Regions from separate parts of the Homo sapiens genome. Here regions 1, 2, 3 and 5 are each linked to region 4. Evidence: chromatin contacts called from ENCODE Hi-C or POLR2A ChIA-PET data. All regions are on one chromosome and are shown on one strand. Each heading gives the region's core, a stretch centred on a gene start or an enhancer-like site at or near the end of the contact. The rest is flanking DNA. Distances are from core to core; before and after follow the strand shown. Region 1 has its middle 31 kb from the start of MIR4519. Region 2 holds the start of CTF1 (cardiotrophin 1). Region 3 holds the start of PHKG2 (phosphorylase kinase catalytic subunit gamma 2). Region 4 holds the start of FUS (FUS RNA binding protein). Region 5 holds the start of SRCAP (Snf2 related CREBBP activator protein).

The links. A loop is a pair of places that touch in the nucleus more often than their neighbours do. ChIA-PET counts read pairs that join two places held with the same protein, here RNA polymerase II (POLR2A). Pooled maps may share reads with other maps.
Region 1: a loop to region 4 is called in a pooled map, with 3 times the contacts of the local background. The contact joins the enhancer-like site here to the promoter of FUS in region 4. A Hi-C loop is called at or near these places in 2 of 50 pooled maps. POLR2A ChIA-PET finds 5 or more read pairs at or near these places in 3 of 52 experiments (K562, RWPE1 and activated T-cell).
Region 2: a loop to region 4 is called in a map with no recorded cell type, with 8 times the contacts of the local background. The contact joins the promoter of CTF1 here to the promoter of FUS in region 4. A Hi-C loop is called at or near these places in 1 of 37 single-sample maps with no recorded cell type and 7 of 50 pooled maps. POLR2A ChIA-PET finds 5 or more read pairs at or near these places in 9 of 52 experiments (B cell, CD4-positive, alpha-beta T cell, HepG2 and 5 more).
Region 3: a loop to region 4 is called in a map of gastrocnemius medialis, with 6 times the contacts of the local background. The contact joins the promoter of PHKG2 here to the promoter of FUS in region 4. A Hi-C loop is called at or near these places in 1 of 168 maps with a recorded cell type or tissue (gastrocnemius medialis) and 6 of 50 pooled maps. POLR2A ChIA-PET finds 5 or more read pairs at or near these places in 4 of 52 experiments (GM10248, activated B cell, activated CD4-positive, alpha-beta T cell and 1 more).
Region 5: a loop to region 4 is called in a map of naive thymus-derived CD4-positive, alpha-beta T cell, with 12 times the contacts of the local background. The contact joins the promoter of SRCAP here to the promoter of FUS in region 4. A Hi-C loop is called at or near these places in 1 of 168 maps with a recorded cell type or tissue (naive thymus-derived CD4-positive, alpha-beta T cell), 2 of 37 single-sample maps with no recorded cell type and 12 of 50 pooled maps. POLR2A ChIA-PET finds 5 or more read pairs at or near these places in 2 of 52 experiments (AG04450 and activated CD8-positive, alpha-beta T cell).

What each region holds. Positions count from the first base shown.
Region 1 is chr16:30,843,466-30,846,168 of GRCh38, forward strand. It overlaps a transcript of BCL7C not described here. Among named protein-coding and RNA genes, the nearest start is that of MIR4519, 31 kb to the right of the region's middle. RefSeq lists enhancers at 1,156-1,245, 1,286-1,385. Within about 2 kb of position 1,431, at least 9 of the 41 ENCODE cell types and tissues checked have a DNase peak (open chromatin) inside an H3K27ac peak, as active enhancers do.
Region 2 is chr16:30,895,239-30,898,019 of GRCh38, forward strand. It overlaps CTF1 (cardiotrophin 1), which reads left to right and starts at 1,376. Exons shown (of 3, transcript NM_001330.5): 1 at 1,376-1,430. The coding sequence starts at 1,406. RefSeq lists enhancers at 40-545, 546-1,049, 1,913-1,962.
Region 3 is chr16:30,747,120-30,749,819 of GRCh38, forward strand. It overlaps PHKG2 (phosphorylase kinase catalytic subunit gamma 2), which reads left to right and starts at 1,306. Exons shown (of 10, transcript NM_000294.3): 1 at 1,306-1,371; 2 at 1,684-1,796. The coding sequence starts at 1,702. RefSeq lists silencers at 1,053-1,352, 1,393-1,532.
Region 4 is chr16:31,178,771-31,181,470 of GRCh38, forward strand. FUS (FUS RNA binding protein) reads left to right here and starts at 1,369. Exons shown (of 15, transcript NM_004960.4): 1 at 1,369-1,457. The coding sequence starts at 1,445. RefSeq lists enhancers at 255-314, 606-1,366, 825-894, 1,367-2,128, 2,129-2,700 and 4 more and silencers at 1,055-1,124, 1,765-1,914, 2,035-2,084.
Region 5 is chr16:30,697,831-30,700,530 of GRCh38, forward strand. It overlaps SRCAP (Snf2 related CREBBP activator protein), which reads left to right and starts at 1,341. Exons shown (of 34, transcript NM_006662.3): 1 at 1,341-1,412; 2 at 2,078-2,151. It overlaps LOC730183 (a long non-coding RNA gene), which reads right to left and starts at 1,230. Exons shown (of 2, transcript NR_144637.2): 1 at 1,051-1,230; 2 at 1-101. RefSeq lists enhancers at 152-241, 272-461, 1,118-1,412 and silencers at 582-991, 1,132-1,361.

The sequences.
Region 1 (2,703 bases), core at 181-2,680, 340 kb before region 4:
TAGGAGGGTCACTTGGGCCTGGGAGGTTGAGGCTGCAGTGAGCTGTGATCATGCCACTGCACTCCAGTCTCGGTGACAGAGTGAGACCCTGACTCAAAAAACAAAAAAAAAAAGTTGGTGTGAAGGAGTGGATTCTTCTATTGGTGTTTGCCATGTTTGCCATGGACACTGAGCGTTACCGGATCTGCTGGATCTCAAGCACCACACAGTAGACCAGCATGTGATGTAATGCAGCCTGGACTTGCTGCAGAGCCTTCTCTCGCTCCAGTCCCTGCTCAAAACTAGCAGCATAGACCGGGCACTGTGGGTCATGCCTGTAATTCCAGGATTTTGGGAGGCTGAGGTGGGTGGATCACTTGAGGTCAGGAGTTGGAGACCAGCCTGGCCAATATGGTGAAACCTCATCTCTACTAAAAATACAAAGAATAGCCAGGCATTGTGGCACATGCCTGTAATCCCAGCTACTTGGGATGCTGCTTGGCAGGAGAATCTCTTAAACCCGGGAGGCAGAGGTTGCAGTGAGCTGAGATCGCACCATTGCACTCCAGCTTTGGCGACAAAGCGAGACTCTGCCTCAAAAAAAAAAAAAAAAAAAAAAAAAAAAGTCCGGGCGTGGTGGCTCATGCCTATAATCCCAGCACTTTGGGAGGCCGAGGCAGGCGGATCACAAGGTCAAGAGATCAAGACCATCCTGGCCAACATGGTGAAACTCCGTCTCTACTAAAAATACCAAAATTAGCTGGGCGTGGTGGTGCGCACCTGTAGTCCCAGCTACTCGGGAGGCTGAGGCAGGAGAACTGCTTGAACCCAGGGGGCAGGGGTTGCAGTGAGCCCAGATGGCACCAATGCACTCCAGCCTGGTGACAGAGTGAGACTCCGTCTCAAAAAAAAAAAAAAAAAAAAAAAAAAGGGAAAAAACAAACAAACTAGCAGCCTTACAAATACTAATTTGCTCCAAGAAAGATACTGTATCTGGGAACAGCAGCTACAATTGGAGTCACCATCTGATAAAGTTTATGATAGTCCACAGTCATTCTCCGAGATCCATCTGACTTCTGCACAGGCCACACTGGTGGGTTAAATGAGCATGTGATAGGTGTCATCACCCTTGCTTCTTTTAATTTTTTGATGGTGGCATTAATCTCTGTGCTTCCCTCAGGAATGTGGTATTTCTACTGGCTTCTTTTCTCTGTAGGGAGGGGAAGTTCCAGGGGCTTTCACTTAGGCCTTCCTGTCATATTGACCTTCAGTCTATGAGTCAGAGAGCCTATGTGGGGATTCTGGCACTATGTCAGTTTTCAATCAGTTGTCTCAGCTCTAAATGTCACCCTCCAGTACCTGCTCTAAGATAACGGGCTGGACTTCTAATACATTTCTCCTTGCAAAGAACATGATGTTATGCTTTGTCAGTAGAGGGCGCTGGTGGGACATTGCAAGAAGAAGGGGAAGCTCTTCCTGGTTCTGGTCCTGTTGAGGTTTCATTTTTCTTGCTCTTGCTGCAGTTTTTCAGGGGCAGATCCCAGTGGTTCTCTGCCCTAGATGCATGTCCAGAGTGAAAAGTCCTTGGGAGGCTCAAAGACCCCAGTTTGCAACACTTTACCACGTTCCCTCCCCCAATATGGACACCACAAATCCCATACCACATGCCGCCTTTGCTGTGAGTGGCTCCTGGCACTTGGATAGTTTTTGCACACCCACCACTGGTCCTGACCTTTATTGGCTTTCTCTAGCACTGAACTCTGGCAGAGCACGCTTCTCCAGTACTTGGCTTCTGTAGCAGTCTAGCTTTCTCCAGCACTGTGCTCTCACCAAGCGCACTTTATCTAACAGGTAGAAAGCATGGCTTTCTCTGCCACTTGGTTCCTGTATGGGTAGAGCTTCCTCAGGCACTGGGCTCTCGCTGAGTCTGCATGCTCTCGTGCTTGACTCCTCTAATAGCCTGACTCTCTACAGTGCTTGATCCTTGCACTGGCAAAGCTCTTTCCAGCAATGGGCTCCTGCAGAGTGAGTTTCCTACAGTTCTTGGTTCCAACAGTGCTTGGTGGAATAGCAGCTTCACCTGATACCCCAGAGGGCAGATTTCTAGGAGGTCTCATTTGGTGAGGCATGTCAGTGGCTTCTCTGCCATGCCTTTCAAATGACATCTGGATCTCAGCCCTTGTGGGAGAAGATTCTTCATTGGATACTGTATCTCAGCCCCGGGGATAGTAGCTGATCTTTATATCTGCCACCTCTGTATTTCTGCATTCTTTTTTTTTTTTTCTTTTTATTGAGACAGCACTCTGTTGCCCAGGCTGGAGTACAGTGGTGCAATCACAGCTCACTGCAGCCTCAAACTCCTGGGCTCAAGAGATCCTTCAGCTGGGCGCAGTGGCTCATGCCTATAATCCCAGCACTTTGGGAGGCCGAGACAGGCGGATCACAAGATCAGGAGATCGAGACCAGCCTGGCCAACGTGGTGAAACCCCGTCTCTACTAACAATACAAAAATTAGCTGTGCATGGTGGCAGGTGCCTGTAGTCCCAGCTACTCCGGAGGCTGAGGCAGGAGAATTGCTTGAACCCGGGAGGCAGAGGTTGTAGTGAGCTGAGCTGAGATCACGCCACTGCACTCCAGCCTGGGCAACAGAGCGAGACTCCATCTCAAAAAAAAAAAAAAAGAAAGATCCTTCAGCCTCAGCCTCCTCAGTAGCTGGGACCACAG
Region 2 (2,781 bases), core at 126-2,625, 280 kb before region 4:
CTTTATTTGAGGCTGGCTTGTCAGCAGATAAGACCATGTCAAAATTTGTGCTGCTGTTGTGTGTGTGTGTGTGTTTCAAGGTGTGGCTGTTGTGTCTGTGAATTTGGGCGTGACCATGTCCAGAGGTTAAGGGTATAAGGGGTTAGGAGCATGGTTAAGACAGCATTTTTTTGAGCCAAGCTGCTTAGGTAAAATCCCAGTTGTGCCACACCTAACTGTGTTACCCTGGACAAGTCACTTCTCTCTATTCCGCATCTATAACACAGGAGTTAGTTAATGTGCATATGGCTCTTAGAACAGTGCCCAGCACATGGTAAATGCCCAATAAATATTTACAGTTAATACACATGTGATTGTGGGCCCTACCAATTGTCTGGCTCAATTCTATCTGCTGTGCCCTCTCCAGTTAAACTCTTTCTTCTTTTATTCCAGCAATTGCTCACGGCAATACACACACCCACTCACACGAACACACGCACACACATGCACGCGCACATGCACACACGCGCACACCTGCACACTCACACGCACACAAATCCACTCGCACACACGCATGCTCACACGCACACACGTCCGCATGCACGCACACACGCAGACACACGCAAGCGCACACACACACGGGCCTCCTCGTCTTCATTCACAAACCCCATTAGCTTCTGTTGTCTATGGGCTTCCTCGACAGACCGCGAGCCCCTCGCGGGGGCCAGAAACCAAGTATGGATCATCCCTATGTGCCTTCCTTTCCGTCTACACCAGGTTAATGGGGTTGACGTATGGGTGTGACTTCCTGTCCAGGTCTCTGTAGCTTGTTCTCCTGGGGGTGGGGGGCGGGGTGTGATTGTTACTAGGCCTGCTAAGAAGAGGAGAGCAGTGTATCTGTCTCCCTCCTGGTGGGTGTGACAATGAGATTGGAAGCCATCTAAGATAGGCCAGGAGATGTATGTCTGGACAAACATGCCCCAAGCCTGACGGCCCCCATCGTAGCCTCCCTCGCAAGCCGCGCCCCAGACTAGAGAGAGGGCCTGCGCATTCCTGTCCTGCCAGTCCGGCAGTTCCCTCTCCTGTCTCCTCAGCTTTACACCCAAAGCAGCCGCTGCCTCAGGTCCAAGCCTGAGCCCGCGGCAGAACATTGGGCTGCCTCCCAGGCCCTGACACCCCCAGCCCCGAGGTCCTGTCCACCCGGCAGACAACTTGCCTTCCCCCTCGGGCCCCTTCCCCCACTAGGCCCCACGGACGAGGAGCTGAGCTCAGGGCCAAGGAATCCTGTCTCAAAAGGGGGGGTAGGATGAAATGTTTGGGGTCTGGGCTCTGATTGGCTGCGCCCGGGCCACGCCCCCAGCCCTTTCCCCTTTCTCCCCCCTCGAAAGGGGGGCGTGAAGGGAGCCGGGATCAGCCAGGGGCCAGCATGAGCCGGAGGGAGGGAAGTCTGGGTAAGGGGCTGAGGGACCGGACGCCGGGTCGCTGAGGGGCGCAGGAGTCAGAGGGATTGGGAGCTGGGGGTCTGGGTTTCCGCCACCCCCGGGTCCGGGAGGGGAGCGGCCTTGGCGGGGAAGGGCAGGGCTCCGGTGTCAGGTAACGAGTGAGCGGGTGAGTTGTGAGAAACAGCAGGCGCTAGGGTTTAGAGGAGGCCTGGGGCTGAGGTTTCAGGGACCTGGGCTCAGGGCTTAGATCACCGGTTCGAGTACACCCAGGGGGAGGACTGGGGTCGGGGCTGGGGCAGGACCCCTGCGTCCACTGAGTCTCGGGAAAGAATCAGAGCTGGGGGGCTGAAGGAAGGGGTAGAGTAAGGGAAGGCAGTCTTGGAGTCACAGGAAGTAGTGAGTGACAACAGGAGACGAAAGTCTGGGCTGCTGAGGATCGCGACTGGTGCTGGGAAACTTCGGGGGTGGGGCGGGGGCGGGGCACCGGGTCAGGACTACATTCCCCAGCACGCATCGGGCGCGCGCTGTGCGTTTCGGGAAATGGAGTCCCTCCCGGGGCGCCAGACACTGGCTCTTGCGGACCTTGATTCGCTGACTAGCCAGGCCAGCGCCTTGCATGGATGGGGCATCAGGGAGAGAAATGGAAATGGAAGTCAGTCTCCCTATCTGTAAAATGGGCCTTCAAGGCACATTTTGATATGAAGTTCTGTACTTCGATGATGTTGAAGTCCACTAGCAGTCACTGAGGTAGAAATATGTAAGCCCTGTCTTCAAAGGGCTCTCAGGCTAAGGCAGATACACACAGAAAAGCCGTTAAAAGAGCTACCCTGGAACTCATGCAAATGGCCTTAAGTCAAAGGAAGGAGTTCGTTTATAAAGGAGAAGTGATTCTGGAGGCTTCACTGAGGAGGCAGTACAGTCATGCACTGCATAACAACATTTGGTCAACAGGTGGACCGCACAGACAATGGAGGTCCCATAAGATTCTATGCATTTTTAGCCTGGGCAACATGGCGAAACCCTGTCTCTACAAAAAAATACAAAAATTAACCGGGCATGGTGGCGCATGCCTGTAGTCCCAGCTACACAGGAGACCCAGGCGGGAGGATCGCTTGAGCCCAGGAGGTCGAGGCTGCAGTGAGCCAAGATTGCACCACTGCACCCCATCCTGGGCGAAAGAGCAAGACTCCGTCTCTCTCTCTCTCTCTCTTTCTCTTTTGGGATGGAGTCTTTCTCTGTTGCCAGGCTGGAGTGCAGTGGCCTTGGCTCACTGCAACCTCTGCCTCCTGGGTTCAAGCAATTCTCCTGCCTCAGCCTCCCAAGTAGCTGGGACTACAGGCGTGTGCCACCAAGTCCAGCT
Region 3 (2,700 bases), core at 56-2,555, 430 kb before region 4:
CAATCATAGGGTTCTTTCTCCACTTTCCCCATTCCAGATTCCAGATTCCAGATTCCCACAGTTAAGAACCTTGGCTTCCAGTCACATCAATATATTGATTACTCAGCTTCAGAATTATTATCCTGTTATATTACCAAACAACAAATCTAAGTAAAGTTCAAGATTTTTTGCAATTTTGCCTTTAGATTGATGGTATAGAGTCATAGTACTCTATAAAAAGTTACCTGAATTCATTTTTCTTCCCTCATAATTGTAATCCCAAAGTGTCATTTCTAAGATAGCTGTAGGGAGATAAGTTAATTCTTTTCCTCTTTGGCTGGAACATAACCTCCACAGGGTAGGGGTGTGTGTGTTGTTTCATTGCTCTCAGTCTAGTTCCTAGGTCTTAGACGGTCATAAAAATTTGTTAGTGAATGCCAGGTTTGAGCTATGCACTGAGTCACTCCTGGCAGAATCTAACAACCTGGTGGGTTTAGAACAGAGTGTGATACAAGGCTTTTGGGAGAGGGTGGAAGATTGAGAAAGTGTGTAAATCCCAGATAGTAAACGCTAGGGCTTTGGATGTATTTAGGAGGAGTTGAAGCGGACACAGAAAAGGCTTCCTCTGGCATTTTAAGTCCGAACTAAGAGGCCAAGCTGGAGTCCAAGCTGCGTGTGTCCAAATGTTTTAAGGGCTGGAGTGTACTCAGGACAGGCGCTTTGGGCCAGGCTGCTAATATTGAAAAGAGCTTGCTGGGCGTTGTGGCTCAAGCCTGTAATCCCAGCATTTTGGGAGGCTGAGGCGGGAGGATCGCTTGAGCCCCGAAGTTCAAGGCTGCAGTGAGCTATGATCGCGCCACTACACTGCAGCCTCAGCGTGGGCTACAGAGCGAGACCCTGTCTGAAAAAAGAGAAAATGCTGAATTCAGTTAGGGATGCTTGGAGGAGACCGAGGGAACCCTGCTCAAGTCTGGGAACTAGAGGCGCGGGAAGGTCCTGCTTCCCCGCCACCCAGAGATCACGTTTCCCAGTAAACCCAACTTCCGGGTCCCATTCCAGGCCTCCAAGCCCACGTGACAACAAGCTCCGCCCTCTGCTGTCCCGCAGATGCCACTCGGTGATTGGCCGCGTCTGAAGCCGCGCCCCGGCGTCGCGTTGCAGCCTTAGGTCCAGCCGAGCGCCGACTCACGCCCCAGCCCCAATTGGGCGGCCGGTTTCCAATTGGAAGGGCTTCTGAGCCTCAGTCTTCGGGCGGCGCTGACCATTGGCGGGCAGGATGGAGGCGGAGCCTTGGGTTGTCGCCCGCCGCCGGGGGTTAAGGTGAGCGACTGCAGGCAAACCCGGCGACAGCGCAGCTCGCGTCGACCCTGGCTCCTCTGCCTGCCCCCTCAGGTGAGCCTGCGCTAGACCCCCGTCCCCTTCCTGCGCCCGCCCGAATGCGCCTGCGCGGCAACAGCCGCCTGCCCTTGCGCCCCTTCCCCCTGCCTCCTGGGCACATCTCCCCACTCCCCTCCCTGCCCTGCCATCCTCCCGCCCCCAGGCTCTTCTGCGGGGTCTCCCCAGTCCGGGTCCTTCCCCCACCCCCCCCCACCCCCCAGGACCCTGGCGCCCCAGCTGCAAGGGCTGCGCCCCCGGGAGCCGCCATGCGGGTCGTCTCAGAGCCTGTGGGCCTCCCTGCCCTCACTGCCCTCCTCCTCCGCGCAGGCCCCCGCCTCCTTCAGGATGACGCTGGACGTGGGGCCGGAGGATGAGCTGCCCGACTGGGCCGCCGCCAAAGAGTTTTACCAGAAGTACGACCCTAAGGACGTCATCGGCAGGTAAGGCCGCGGCCAGGGAAACGGAGGTCCAAAGAGGTCGAGCCCCAGCATTCCCGCTTCCGTTTGAAGGCTGGAGAGTTCGCGGGTGGTGGTGGTGGTGGTGGTGGTGGTGGTGGTGGTGGTGGTGGTGGTGGTGGTGGTGGTGGTGGTGGTGGTGGTGGTGGTGGTGGTGGTGCTGCTGCTGCTGCTGCTGCTGGTGGTGCTGGTGCTGGTGGTGGTGGTGCTGGTGCTGGTGGTGGTGCTGGTGGTGGTGGTGCTGGTGGTGGTGCTGGTGGTGGTGCTGGTGGTGGTGTGTGTGTGTGTGTGTGTCTTTCGGTGGTGGTGGTGCTGGTGCTGGTGGTGCTGGTGGTGGTGGTGTGTGTGTCTGTGTGTGTGTGTGTGTCTTTCAAGTTCAGGTTTTCTCAGGAGAAGACTGGATAGTTGGTTTTGTTTGTTTGTTTGTTTGTTTTTGAGACGGAGTCTCGCTCTGTCGCCCAGGCCGGAATGCAGTGGCGCGATCTCGGCTCACTACAACCTCTGCCTCCTGGGTTCAAGTGATTCTCCTGCCTCAGCCTCCCGAGTAGCTGGGATTACAGGCGCGCGCCACCACGCCGGCTAATTTATATTTTTAGTAGAGGCGGGCGTTTCACCATATTGGCCACGCTGGTCTTGAACTCCTGATCTCGTGATCTGCCCGCCTCAGCCTCCCAAAGTGCTGGGATTACAGGCGTGAGCCACCGCGCCTGGTTGACTGAATAGTTCTAAATGGGAAGAATCAGTGATCAGTGGAGAACACCTAGTGACTAGACTCTTACCTTGGGTCAACCCCATTTTTTCACGGATTCATTCATTTATGCCTTCAACACAAAGCTCAACACGGGGAGGGCAGAAAAGATGCGTATGCCCTGGAGGTACTCCACCCGAA
Region 4 (2,700 bases), core at 119-2,618:
TGGATATTGGCATATTCAGGGCCTTTAGGGCTGAAGTCAAGGGCTTAGTGGGGCTTAATTTGTGGGCGGGCCCAGGGCATGGCCCTCATTGTTTCTCTAGAAAGACGTGTCCAACCCTCAAAGGACCTTCTGAAATCCCGCTGAAAGGTTAAGTTGGGAAGGAAAACCTGCATGCCTATGTATCAGGAATTAACGTCTTTTGTCTTGTTTTATTCAGTAGTTTCAAATTGCCTTCTCCAGGCAAGGCTGATGAAAGTGCAAGTTGCAAGTTAATTTGAATGTTTCTTTTTGCTTTTGCTCTCACAGGAAGTGAAAAGGCGACCAAACACTCTAGCATTCATGCCACCAAAAAGAGGAGTGTTTTGCAGTTACAAGACCTGGATTCGAATCACGACTCCTCTTAGCTGCCCTGTAATCAGGCACAATTACTTGGGTCTCTGAGTCTCACTTTCCTTATCTAGAAAACGGAGGTATCTTTACTTCCTTCGTAAGACTGATGACAAGGAAATTATCTGTGCATTTTGAAACCACTTAAGCCTTGTACACGTTTTATTTCTGGGATCGCCCTGGTAGGGCTTCAGAAAAATAAAAAGGAGGTCCCTGAGAAAAGGCTGGGTACCGTACATCTGAGGTCAACCCTCTCTGGTCCCAAGGATGGCCTGGGCTGTTCCGCCCCGTGGCTCCCCAGGGGCAAAGCCATGAGGATCCGGGTGAGAGCCCAGTGCTGGACGAGCCCGGGGCCCAGGGGTCCCGGCCGAAATCCCTGCTGTCTTTCAGGTCAAACGTCATAATCCCCGAACCCCAGAAAGGCCGAAAGGCAAGGCAACCCTGAAAGACGACGAAGTCAACCTCAGGGCGCAGGAGAGGGAGGGCCAGTGTGCTGCCGACGAGGGAGGCTGGAGCCGCGGGGACGAGGCGCCCCATACAGCGGCAAGAGGGTGGAGGGCAGGAGCTCGCCATCCTGGGTGAAAGCGGGGCCCAGCGAAGGGGCCCGGCCACAGGAATCTCGGTTCCACCCCGCTACTCCCGGCTGTGACTCCAGTTTCGTCCCCAGCCGCCGGGACCGCCCCCTCGCCCCGCCCCCAGCGGGCACTCAGGCCGTACCACTGTGCCTTCATGGGGGTGGAGATAGATCGTGGGCTAGTCCTGCCGAGGAGAGAGGGGTTCTTCCTCAAAAAATATGATTATGTATAGTATTCGCATGATTCTAGTTAACTTGTTTCCCTTCTGCCTGCTCGGACCCTCTACCTGCCCTACGAAGGGGGCGGAGTGCGTTCCTGCCTCCCCCTGCTCTTCCGCGTTTGGTGCGCGCCTGCGCGGTGCGTAGGCGGCGGAGCGTACTTAAGCTTCGACGCAGGAGGCGGGGCTGCTCAGTCCTCCAGGCGTCGGTACTCAGCGGTGTTGGAACTTCGTTGCTTGCTTGCCTGTGCGCGCGTGCGCGGACATGGCCTCAAACGGTAGGTAAGGGCGCGAGGCGACGGCGGCGGCGCACCCGGCCGAGGCCTCCCAGCTGGGCTTTTCGTTTTCAGTGGGACCGGGGCGGCGATCCCGTGTGGGATTTTTTGGCGCCCCTGTGGCGGGAAGCCGCGGAGAAGAGTAACTGGAGGAGGCTGGTGTCGCCATTTTGTTTCGCTCCTCTGGCCCTCGCGCGCGGGGCGGGAAGTCTTTTCTTTGCAGTCCGTTTGCTTGGGGTGGGCGTTGGGAGGGACGCTTCTTAGGGGTTTGAAGCGTCAGGTGAGGGTGGAAAACGCCCATTCTCCGTGGCCTCGCCTCCCCCAACTCCCGGCCCCGCGCTCGAGCCCGCTTTGTCGCAGTGCTGCATCCGGGCACTCGCGGCGCGCACGCGCTCTGCGGGCCCCTCCCCCTTCGCGGCGCGGGTACCCCTTCCCCGCCTCGTGTTGGTTCAGCTTTCTGTCGCGAGACCCTTCGCGGAAGACTCGGCGGCGCGCGTCCGGTGTGAGCCTTGTCCCTCAGTGGTCCTTCGCGAATGGGCGGGATCGCTCCGTTCCCGCCTGGGTTGCCACGCGGCTGGGGGCGGAGGCTCGGGATCGGGGCCGCCCTCTAGCTTAACGGTTTGGCGGCGGTGGTCAGGGTTCGACCAACGGACTTGGGGACGGCCCGAGAGTTTTTCCCGCCTAAATTTCTTTCTTTTTTTTTTTGGAGACACGGTCTTCCTCTGTCGCCCAGGCTGGAGTGCAGTGGTGCGATCTCAGATCACTGCAACGTCCACCTCCTGGGTTCAAGTGATTCTTCTGCCTCAGCCTCCTGAGTAGTTGGGATTATAGGCGCCCGCCACCACAGCCCGGCTAATTTTTGTGTTTCTTAGTAGGGGCGGGGTTTCACCATGTTGGTCAGGCTGGTCTCGAACTGCTGACCTCAGGTGATCCGCCCGCCTGGGCCTCCCGAAGTGTCGGGATTACAGACGTAAGCCAACCACGCCTGGTCTAAATTTCTTTTTTCTGAGATAGGGACGGAGAAGAACGGCCGCCCGAGGCCACACCCTCTCCTGGTCCTCTTTCCCTTTTCCTGCGGGGGAAGCGCCGCGTTTCCTGTGCTGGGAGGATGAGTTGATCTTGTTCGTGTATCTTAAGTGGGGCTTTTCAAAAGCGCTTTTGTTGCTTTTTGTTCGCTGGGGGAAGGCAGGGTAGGTGAGAAAACGGAACCATCTGGAGTCCCAGGGCTGGGGACTCGAGTACCTGT
Region 5 (2,700 bases), core at 91-2,590, 480 kb before region 4:
ACCATCCTCGCGTAAAACGAAGCAGCGCTACAGAAGTGGGCTGCCATGGGAATCGGGAGGCCCAGGTTCCACTGCTAACTTGCTGCAGCTTACTGGGTGATCTGTAAATAAAAAGGGAGGTGGCGGTGGTCCGAGCTGGCAGCCGCAATGCAGCCCCAGGTAGATCTAGGGGCAAACGGTAAAGGCGCTCCGAGGAAGGGCGAGCGCGCAGCCTCTGGGAGACTACACCTCCCAGGCTGCCTTGCGCACCGTGCTGCACCCTACGCTAGCACGCGAGCCTCCCCGTTCCCCCACCCTCCAGTTACTGTCTCTCGCGAGAAGACGGGCCGCGCCGGCGATAGCGATTCCGAGCGAGTGGTGGTGGTAGTGGTGGTGGTGGCGGCCGAGACGGCGGCGGCCATTTTGGTGAGGCCTCGGGAGCGGCAGCGGCGGTTCGCTGGGAGTAGCGTCTGCCCTTTTTCCCACCCACCGTCCGCATCTGTGTGCTGCGCGAAGAGGCAGTGGAGGCAAGGCGGTGGCAGTAGCCGCAGTCTCCAGGGGAGTTTAAAGGCCGCGAAGGCGGTGGCCAAGAGGGGGCCCTCCCCCCTCCTAGGCGGGAGGGGGGGTGGTGCGCACGCCCCCGAGGACGCAGGTAAGGAGAGGGAGACAAGATGGCGAACGCCCCACAGTTCCCCCTCCCATGACGGCTGACTGCGCGCGCATCTTTCCGCCACCGCCTCCCCCCCACCTTCCCGGGGTGCTGCGCGCGCACCCTCAGCCGGGGCCCCGGGGCCGGTGCGCGAGGCTGTCGGCGCGCGCCCATAGAGACAGACTGAGGGGGTCAGGCCGGCCGGCGCTGGGCCCCGGCGTGTCTCCTCTCCCTTCCCGCCCTTCTGCGCACGCGTGCCTGAGCGAGCGAGCGAGCGAGCGAGCCCTGAGAGGACGGACCCAGGTGCGCTCCTGCCCGCCCACCAACCCAGTCACCCCTCAGGGGCGCGCGGGAAGAGGAAGGGGGGCGTGGGACGAGTAGTCGGGGCGCGCGCCCACCACATCTAGCCGGGGGACCAGGACCTGGTGGCACGAACCCTCCCTTCTCTCAGCCTTTCGCGGTCGGGTGATGGGGGGGCTCCCTGACGGGCTTGGATGACGAGCTTCCCAGCCCCGCGACCCTTGTGTGCGTGGGCTCGGGTTCTGGCGGGAGCCCCTGGGCCGTGCGCGCAGCCGGCTCGCTCCGCCTCCAGCCGCGCACGCGCGGGCCCCTCCCCCGCCCGGCGCGCACGTTGGGTGGGGTGGGAGTCTGGAGGGGGCGGGGCTATCTCAGGGCTAGTGGCAACTTGGGCAGAGGTCAGGGGTCACGCGAGGTCAGTCCGTCGGGAGGGCTAGGGAGATGGTCACGAAACCTGAAGTCAAGAGTTAAGGCTTGTTGGCTTCTGGTGAGCTCGGGTCTTGGGAACGTGTGGCGGAGTAGGGAGTGAATCAAAGCCGGCACTGTGGTTTAGGAATTTCCTTAAACACTGGGGAAGCATTTCCGGGCCTCCTGCGGGTTCACACTGCCTGTTTCCGGCGCGTGGTTCTTGGCAGTGCGGCCTCTCGCTTTTGACTGCTCCTGAGTCTCCTTTTGCTGTGGTTCTTGTATTTGGGGAAGTGTCTCAAGGCGCAGGTATGGGATATACAGCGCCCTGCCCTGAATCCTGGGCGGATTTTCCTGTGACCAGCCTGTTTGTTGACTCTTCCCGGGAGTTCCACTCTCACTTCTGCGTTCAGCCCTCACTGGAAAGGCCCGCAGGCAGGTAGCACCTTTCTGAGGTTCTGGATGTGACAGCTTTTTTTTGCTGTATTTTTTTTTTGTCTTCCATTCTGTGGTTGGAGCCTTTACACTTAAAATTTTTGAACTTTCTTTCTTCACTCCTTTCCTGCTCCTGCCCCCAGGCAGGATCGTATGTCCCTCCGGAATTCACAAAACATGATTTGCATTTCCCTGAAATGTGAGATTTTCCTACTACTGTAGTTTTTCTGTTTCTAGTCTTTTAACTGATTTGGGTATATTTAAACGTCTCAAAAAACTGGAGTAAATAATACGCTTTGATGGATGTTTCAGGTGTGATTCCCTTCAGTACGGCGGCACCGTGGAAGTGCAGACTTTCACAGGGGGTGTGGTCTCAGCTCACACAGGTGAGGGATCTGCTACCATTTTGTGTGCTGATGCTAATGGGAGAAATGTTTGAGATAAAGCAATTATAGGTCCGTATTGGGGATTTTCACTCTAGAGAAGCATGGGAATGTTTGCATGTGATTTTTCTGTAGAGGGTTTGATTATAGTACAACAACAGAACTGAGGCTGTGGGTTGAGGAAAACGTGGTCAACCTGGCTCTACCAGGAAGAGTAGCAGGTTTTCCTTGGTTTTGGCATCAGACTGTGGATTGAAGCCCTCCTATCACTTTTTTACTGTGTAACCTTCCGCAAATCATAAGGTCTTAACTTCGTAACTTACAAAACAGATTATATTAGAATGTAAGCTACATTTAGGTCGGGAATCCTTTCTGCATGGCTATATCCGTTGTGTGTAGGAGGAAGTCAATATTTGTTATGCTGTGAAAAGCACTTGGTTTTTAAGGTAGGTGTGAGGATTATAGAACACATCAAACAGGTACTAAAAGTATCTTATACATAGTAAGTGCTCAAGAAATGTAACCTGTAATTTCTGTGTTTCTCTTTATTCA